2 separate regions of the Mus musculus genome follow, and region 2 is linked to region 1. Evidence: chromatin loops called from intact Hi-C (ENCODE). Cell type or tissue: gastrocnemius. All regions are shown on one strand. Links, peaks and the distances in the headings refer to the core of each region. The heading gives the core; the rest is flanking DNA.

Region 1 (4,419 bases), core at 152-4,151:
AGCCCTTTGTAGCACATTAAAAATAAACTATAACAAAAGTAAAAATAAAAATGAACTGGAGTAGGAGTTACACAGACACTCACAAAGTAGCAGTTCCTTATATGATTCTAGAAACATTTTTCTTCTTTGATGATTTTATAAATGTATTTAATACATTCTGGTCATTTTCAACTTCTATTGCTCTCTCTCTCATCCCTAACCCCATCTGGCTGAACAGACTCTTCCCAATAAGCTCCCCTCTAACTTGAATGATTTTGTTTGTTTTCTTTTATTTTTGTGAACAACTGAGTTTAATTAGAGCTCCTGGCATGAGCAAGCATAAGGAGTTATTCCCAAGAGCACAACAACTTCATAATGGCTGCACCACTAAAATGTAGATGTGCCTGGTTTTATTATGATCTTCCTTAAATTGGGATACGAAACCTATACATTGTATCTGTGGTTATTTTACTGTGGGTAGCCAGTCATTGTAGGATCTTGTCACAATTATCCCAAGCATTATTCTGTGTATTTATAATGCCATTACTATCATACATCACCTTCTCAAGGCATTCTTCTGTACTCTATTCTGTTTACTAGTCAGTTTCTACCCTGTACAATACAACACTGCCTTACCTAATACAATTTTATAGTTCATCTTGATCCCTGGTGAGTGACATACCCCATCTTGTTCTTCTCTTTCATAATTGTATAAGCTAGTCTCAGCTCTTTCCTTCATTCAAATATTAAAAATAAGCTTGTCAGGGTCAAAAAACTCAACTGAGGTTTTAATTTGAACTGCACTAGAGAAATTAATTTGAAGATGAATAATAGCTTTGCAATATTGATTTTTTTCTTATCCTTGGACATGATTTTATCTCTCCCTTTGTTTAGGTGTTCTCAAATGGCTTTCAATGAAATTTTGTACTTTCTTCATAATTGCATCTTCATAATGGCTTGACCTATTGCCAGGCACCTTGCATATTTATCACTATGCTTTCTACATTTTATCTTGAAATCCTTTCAGTCTTATGAGTTAGCCATAGCCTATTATTGTGTCTATATTATAATTAAACCAAGGTTCAGAAGGTCTCAGGATGTAGCCCAGTGTAGGCTCTTTGTTCAAACCTCAAAACTGGGATGGGAGGCAGGTTTGTGTAATGTGAGTTACTTTTCTGTCATCAGAGGCTTCTGAGAACTATGAGACACAAAGTGAGTGGTTTGAAAATCCAGTGCTCTTACAGTCCAGTTTATACTTTGTTTTTGGTGGTTTTCTTTAATGGCAACATTTTTCAGTGAAACCGACTAAAGTACAAATAAATGGCAGTAATAGCGTTTCTCTCTCTGATAAAAAAACACTAAAAACACTTTTTCCCAAATTTTATGTCTCTATATAAACTCAAGGAACTCTATTAAAATGTACAACTTAATCTCATAGGTCTGGGGTGGTGTTTGAAGGCATTTGGAGATTCTGAAATATGTCTCTAGCAATTTCTAAACTTTTTTACGTAATTTCATACTTTTTATTAGATTTGATACTATCCACTTTTCATTATTTAATAGTGTGCTTTCTTATTTAGATGTTATATATAAATCACAACCCTACCGGCTGATTATTTGATAATTAATGAGACAAAGGTACAAAATTACTAATAGTCACTGGTGGGAAGTGAAGTAAAACAGATGTGGCAGGGTCTATGAACTCACTTCAAGAACCATTCTAATAAGCAGAGAAGGTACACTAACGGTGTCCCACCAAAATGGCTGCCTACACATGACCTAAACATGATGAAAACAACAGTAGACATGGGAATGTATAAGGAGAAGCCTGAGGTTTCTCAGCCCCAAACAAAGAACTACAGGCAACTAGGGAATGGGAGAAATAATCTTCATCAAAGAAGAAAACAACAGGGTCTGGAGAGATGGCTCAGAGGTTAAGAACACTGACTGCTCTTCCAGAGGTCCTGAGTTCAATTCTCAGCAACCACATGGTGGCTTACAACCATCTTTAATGAGATCTGACACCCTCTTCTGGAGAATCTGAAGACAGCAACAGTATAGTTACATATAATTAATAAATTAAAAATCTTTTTTAAAAAAAGACAAAAAACAACAGTAAACATGCTAATGTATAAGGAGAAACTTCAGGCCTCTCACCCCCAAACAAAGAACTACAGAGCTTAACTATTGGTTCTCCAAATCCTAATGATCAACACTGAAGGTATACATACAAGTAACCCTATATGGACTGAGACTCAGTAGACTGTTATTTTGTATTTAGGAACACACACACACACACACACACACACACACACACACACCACCCATGCACACACCTCAACAACAGTTAAGCAAAAGAGACCATAAATTTCAAAGAGAACAAGGATGGGGAGGTGGAAGAAAGAAAAGCAAGAGAAATGATGCCATTATTCTATCATCTCAAAAAATTAGAAACAATTTTTTAAGTGTAGAGGAGAAAGAAGGAGGGGTTAGAAGGAGGAAGAGGAAGAAGCACAAGGAGGTGAAAGAGTAGCAGCAGCCCGAGCAGGAGCAGCAGCAGATTGATCGGGGAAATTCCACCAGGTGGCAGCAGAAGTTCTTTATTTTTATCCCCAATGACTTCCTGCTGCTCTTTGGATGCTGCTTTGTGGTTGGCTATTGGCAGATGACTGACTTGCTAGGTTAAGCCTGGGATAGAACTCAGGGCCCCACACTCTTTCTTGCTGTCCCCGGTAGTCCTGCCCACAAAAGCACTTTTGTTGACAGCAAATTTTCATTAGAAGCATCCAGCTGCCACAGAACTAGTTAAAGGTTGCCCCAGAAACCTTGTCTGGAGACTTGAAAAGGAAAGGGGAAAGTGAGATTCCCATGGCTTTCTTTCTTTCTTATCACGGTGATTATAACCTAGATGCTTAGCCATGAAAGGGAGGTACAATATGAAACATTTGGCTGGAGACAAGAATTGGAAACAAGCCGTTCATTGTGGGGTCAGGAGTGCTGCTCAAGAAAAGAAAACTGCAGTCCTATCCTAGATTCAGACAGCCAAGTTTGATGGAGAGGACTGTCAACTTTCCCCAGAGCCCAGCAACCCAGTCACAAATTCAGGGTTAGAGGTAGGGTTAGGAGTTAAGACTCAAGATACCCATCATCAGCTCACCCCAGAGCCCAGCAGTCCTGTCCAGAATTTGAGACACAGAAACTTCTTTCAGGGGACTATTAGATACACCCCAGAGCCCCAGTAGCCTTGCTCCCAGATTCAGGAAACCAATCCTGATGCAAAGGACCATAATTTTGTTCCAGAGCCCAGAATGGGTTTCCCCAGCGGCACCACATTGTCCTACTTCTCAGTTTTTCTTTTAATCGTAATTTTGATAGTGTGGATTTTAATCATAAAAAGAAACGCATCACTACTTACTCTTTCTTATCCTCAGGTAAGGTGATAACACTCCAGTAGCAGTAACATGGCTAATGAGTTCCCTGTGCTGTTTGGGACTAGTCTCCAGCATAAGCCTGTGTATGAGGAGGCTCCAGCACTGAACTTTGGTGTACTTGGCGACATTTAGCCCTTATCCTAAACTATGTCTTTTGTACTGATGTGTACACCCCAAGGCTGTCTCTGAAAGAGTACTAGCACAGTGTAGAGCAGTTTTTCCCAAAGCAGTGGTGTGGAAACAGTGGAACAGAAAAGTGTAGCACAGACCATGATTACTAATGCTGAGGGTGAGTTCATCTAGCTCCAGTGTTTGGGACTCAGGGAGACAGGCCCTTGAGGTTGAGGAGCCTGAAAAAGAGTATAGCTCTGAATAAAGAACCATAATATGAGTAGCAGTCTTATTGTTTAAAGGTTACCTGCTATTATGTGTTTTAGGAAAATTAGGGTACGTACCACTGTATTTCACTGCCCTCCATCAGGACAAGTGTCAGGGTTCACTCCTCAGTGTCCAGGTGTTTCATCTTCACCTGTATCTCCAGAAGATGTTCTTCTTAGCCTATAAGTTATTTTCCATTGACTCATGTCTTAGGAGATCTCCTCCCTAGTTCTGCCTACATTACAAAGTCCTCTGAAAGAGACAGACAGAGGAAGTTTCCAGGGGTAGGATCTCTGACCTCTTGTATTATCACCATCTCTCAAAGCCAGAGGATCCATCAGTGTTAATGGAGCTTGAACTCTGTTTCTGGTCAACTTGAGTATATCAGTATACTTAATCCTCACTACTGTTCTGTGAGATGATTCTTCTTCTTCTTCTTCTTCTTCTTCTTCTTCTTCTTCTTCTTCTTCTTCTTCTTCTTCTTCTTCTTCTTCTTCTTCTTCTCCTTCTCCTTCTCCTTCTCCTTCTCCTTCTCCTTCTCCTTCTCCTTCTCCTTCTCCTTCTCCTTCTCCTTCCCCTTCCTTCCCCTTCCCCTTCCCCTTCCCCTTCCCCTTCCCCTTCCCCTTCCCCT
Region 2 (4,419 bases), core at 318-4,317, 1.0 Mb before region 1:
TGGATTTTTTATTTTTTTAAGTTGTCTTTGGCTCTTGGAGGTAATACCATCAGTTCACATGAAAAAAAGTTTATTAAAACTATACATGATACTTACTCACAGGGTTACATGTATTTGGTCTTTTTACTTGAATGGCTAATAATAACTCTCCGTAAACCTTAATTACAAAACCTTTTATACGTTGTAGTGAAATCTTAGCCAAACACTCAACTTTTTCACTGTATATTTTACCTAAAATACTTACAATTCAAAGAATATTCTGAAAAAGTCGTGTTTATGAGCTGATTGATATCCAGATGTTACTTTAGTATCTTTAACACAGCTTTAGGAAGTAATATGAGAATGATAATGTAATAATGAAATTAGTATTTAAGCATATTTCCCCATGCAATAGTAGCAGTACATCTTTGGCTTCTTCACTCCAGTTGTGATTGTGGAAGTCACACAGCCTTTTGAAGTTTTCTGATCCTCAGTGAGGAACAGTGGAACATCTGGGTCCAGGGCTGATGCATTGCTACCCTTGGCCGAGGAGATAGTGACAGACTGAAAGGATCTAGCTGGGATTTGTGCTGAGATGGATGTTTATATAGACTCGGTTGTGTTTCTTTCTGTGTCTGGCCCTTTATTGTTGACCAGAACTACCAGGAGAGAAGATGCAGATAGAGTTTGCTGAGTGACAGACCTTAAAGTTTTAACAGACATTGTCTATTCAAAATGTGAAACACTGTAATCTTCTCCCCTATAAATAGGGACTCGGATTTCCACTTGAGGAGTGGCTACATGGGTTGCAATAATGCGCACAGGGACTAGCAGAGACTCAAGTGTGAACTCCATTCCTTTCCCCTTGCAGTGGCATTTGAAACTGAACCCAGGCTAAAGTCGAGTAGCTACTATGAGCTGGAATGAACATGGGATATTAAACCATGACATGGAGTATTATCAGTGTAGTAGGAAGTCATGTATAAAGATCAACTTGTTCAAAAAAATCATCTTGGAAAGTATGCAGAGGCGACATAGATAGGGCTTCTCGCATTTGACTGCATGTTACAGGAAACACTGTTTAATGAAACCTCATTCCTTTCCTACTTACTTAACATAGTCCATGCTTTAGTTTCTCTTGAGGTGAACAAGTGTCCATTTTTTCCCAAGCAGCATTCCAACGTTTTACTGTTGACATTTGATATATTAAAAGGTGCAGCAGGTACATTTTATTTCAATACACAATCAAAAGTATCTTTGATGGCCTATGTAGAGTGAAGAGCGACTGGCTTTGTAATCATTTCAAGCTTGTTCTTTTTCTTAGAAAAGTTCTCTGAAATTATAACATGGAATGGGCATGACAGGAAAACATACTCAGCATTGGCATGTTCAAAGACCAGATTCATCTTTTAACAAAAGTTATATCTTCAAGCCGGGTGTGGTGGCGCACGCCTTTAATCCCAGCACTCGGGAGGCAGAGGCAGGCGGATTTCTGAGTTCGAGGCCAGCTTGGTCTACAAAGTGAGTGCCAGGACAGCCAGGGCTACACACAGAGAAACCCTGTCTCGAAAAACCAAAAAAAAAAAAAAAAAAAAAAAAAGTTATATCTTCTATACCCTTGCATTATCATTTGCAATCAGTTGCCAGCTATTATATAAACACTGAATTATAGTCTGTTAGTGTTTGCATAAATATACTGCTTAAAACAGGTAACTGTGGGCTGGAGAGATGACTCAGTGTCAATAGCTGTTCCTCAAGAGGACGTTGATTTGATCCCCAGAACCTGTGATGACTACCTATAACCTTCTCTTGGGGGATCTGAAGCAGTCTGCTGGCCTCCACAGGTGCACACACATATCACACACTGAAAAACAACAAAAAACAGGTAACCATAGTTAGGTATTATATACATTTTTATAACGTAAGTTTTAAAACACCAAAATAGTTAAAGGGTTGTGAAATAGAATTTCTTTTTCCCTTTGCTGAAAGTATAATAGTTTTCAAAAGTAAATTCTAATCTTTAAATGGATCTAAAATCAACCAGGCATATCTTTACACACCACATCTACACCATGCTTGTAATCCCAGTGCTTAAGAGTAAAGACAGCTAGATTCTAGAGGCTTGCTGTTTAGGCAGTCTAGCCAAAACAGAGTTCCAGGTTCAGTGGGAGAGCTCGTTTCAAAATAATAATAAATAAATAGGAAAGAAGTTGAATCCTGATGTCAACCTCTGGCACACACATGTGTGCATACACTGATGCACGCGTGTGCGCGCGTGCACACACACACACACACTATACTCAAAGGCACTCAAGCTGATGTTACATTTTCAACATTATCTTGTGGCATTATCAACAGAAAGCTCTGTTAAAATTTCAAGCCCTGCTTATGAAATCCACCCTGTCTAATGTCCACTTGATATTTTTAGTCAGTCTTAATTCATCTGCTTAATTCAAATGGTAGACCATCCAGTTTGTTTAAGCTATGCTCCTAGTTTTCAAATGATGTTCTATTTATCTTGAAATAGTTTAAAACCTAAAATTGTAAGTCAAATTGCGTTGCCAATTTGAATTCCTTGTTAATTGGTCTCTACAGATATACCCAGCATGCTTTAATTATGGAAGCTGGCCCTTCTGGTAAATGATACTGCTACACACAAGCTGGGAGGTTTGGGGTGACGAAAGGAAGATGCAGTGGACAGATGGTGTTTGCTGGTGGGAGCAGGATGCTCTTAAGCTGTCTCCTCCCTGTTGGCTATGCAAATCATAGTGACAACCTGTGGGTTCAGCTGGCAGGGTGAGCTGATTAATGATCCTGAGGAAATATTGGCTTGGGAAAATATCTCTGAGTTTAGATGGGCCTCTTTTATTTTGCTTGGATTTAGAGAGGTTGAAGAATCAATAAATTGTGAATATTTTAAAAGAGAATATATACGTACGATAAATGTTATGAAATCAGACGATACATGAGTAAATTATTGGGCAGAATATTGTGGTTTGGCTCATTGCGGTTTTCTGGAAGGGGCAGCTTTGTGGTTCCCATTGGTCCTGGGATCCTCCATAACTTGAGTCCCCACTCTGCCTTCCTCATCTTGGTATCTGCCATTTGTAGTGCCAGGGAAGTATTAGTGAACCCCCCAAAATAGACGGGAGCCAATATGATGCAAATCAAAACAGTCTTTATTCGAGCTAGCTCGGGTCCCTCAGCCCAGCACTGACACACAGGGTTTTGATGGAGAGGAGCCCCAAATATCTATCAGGGTAAGGCTTTATAGAAAGTAACAGGTGTGTGTGTGTGGCGGGGGGGGGGAGGTAAGTGTTTCTAGCCCGGCAAGCTAATATTGGAGAGCTATTATGGCCTTTAGCATAATTGGCTGATGCTGGGAGTCAAACCATAATTTCTGCTTCCCTCAGCATTGGTGATCATGAGGCTGGGTGTGGACTTGTTGGCAATTAACTTGGAAATGCTGGATTTGTTGTGGTTAGCCTAGACTTTGGAGCTAGGCTCGGGTTTTGTTGCAGGGGGTGGGGGGAAGTATAACTTGGAAGTGAATGCTAGGTACTGGCCTGTTAGTTTACCTGAGTTCAAGTTCTCTAAAATGGAGTCTGGACTTAAAAGATTTGGTTTCTCACCATTTCTGACACAATGATGGTGGATGTTCCGTGATGATCTGTGGAACTGAAGGCTGTTATGTGGATTCATGGTAGACATTACAACAACAGGAACCTCATGAGTTCCATGTCATCCCATCTGGTGCTGTCTTTGTGAAGTGAAACCATATCTGGAAAACTCAGCAGTTTCCCTAGAGAGTCAGTGTCCAGCTCAGGGGCTTCTCATTTCACAGAAAAGGCTCTGCTTGTGTTGCAGCAGTGGGAAGATGGCATGGCCATGCTCATCAGCTCTGCAATGTCCCCAAGGTCAAGACTGTGCTCCTTGGCTTGGCTCGGGACAGCCTCTTGGCCATTCCTTCTGTGAGGTGGGCTATTTCCTTTGCTTTGCAGTTTTCCTTTCCTGGTGTAGGAAATCCTTTCCAAGACAGTTCTGTGTGAGGTTGACCACAAGGTAATGGTTGAGATGTTTTCCTGGGTGGAACATGGTCAGAGGTAGCAGTATTTCAAGTCAATCATGATGGATAGATGCTGTTCTAAAAACACAAGGCAAAATCTGTCATTCCAATTCTTTGGTCTTAAGGAAATCTAAACTAACAACTGTTTGTCTGGTTTGCAGATTGTTGGGCTCTAAGACAAGTTTAAAACTCTGTTTCTATGCTGTTTAAGAAGCCTCTGGAGCAATGCCAGTTATATCCCCTGTGAGGCTTCTACGCAGCAGCCTGGCCTGTCATGGACAGTGGCCCTCCAGTTTGAACACGCTTGGAACTCTACAGTATTACAGTTCTTGATTTGTTTACCTCTCTCGCCTTTCAGGAGCAACTGTGCCAGC

Evidence for each region. Peaks named below come from ENCODE experiments on the same cell type or tissue, not always from the same donor. Only the 100,000 strongest peaks of a DNase experiment are listed, where the experiment ranks them.
Region 2: a loop joins it to region 1, with 8 times the contacts of the local background. A loop is called at or near these places in 9 of 42 quality-filtered maps.

The regions. Positions count from the first base shown.
Region 1 is chr13:74,852,701-74,857,119 of GRCm38, reverse strand. No RefSeq gene overlaps it. Among named protein-coding and RNA genes, the nearest start is that of Cast, 47 kb to the right of the region's middle. In gastrocnemius, for the core only: a CTCF peak has its summit at 2,551 (motif pointing right); a DNase peak (open chromatin) is centred at 2,580.
Region 2 is chr13:75,878,955-75,883,373 of GRCm38, reverse strand. Rhobtb3 (Rho-related BTB domain containing 3) reads left to right here. Exons shown (of 12, transcript NM_028493.2): 9 at 4,404-4,419. Among named protein-coding and RNA genes, the nearest start is that of Gm24163, 24 kb to the left of the region's middle. In gastrocnemius, for the core only: no CTCF peak of the experiment used is centred there; a DNase peak (open chromatin) is centred at 2,710; H3K27ac peaks cover 1,981 bases.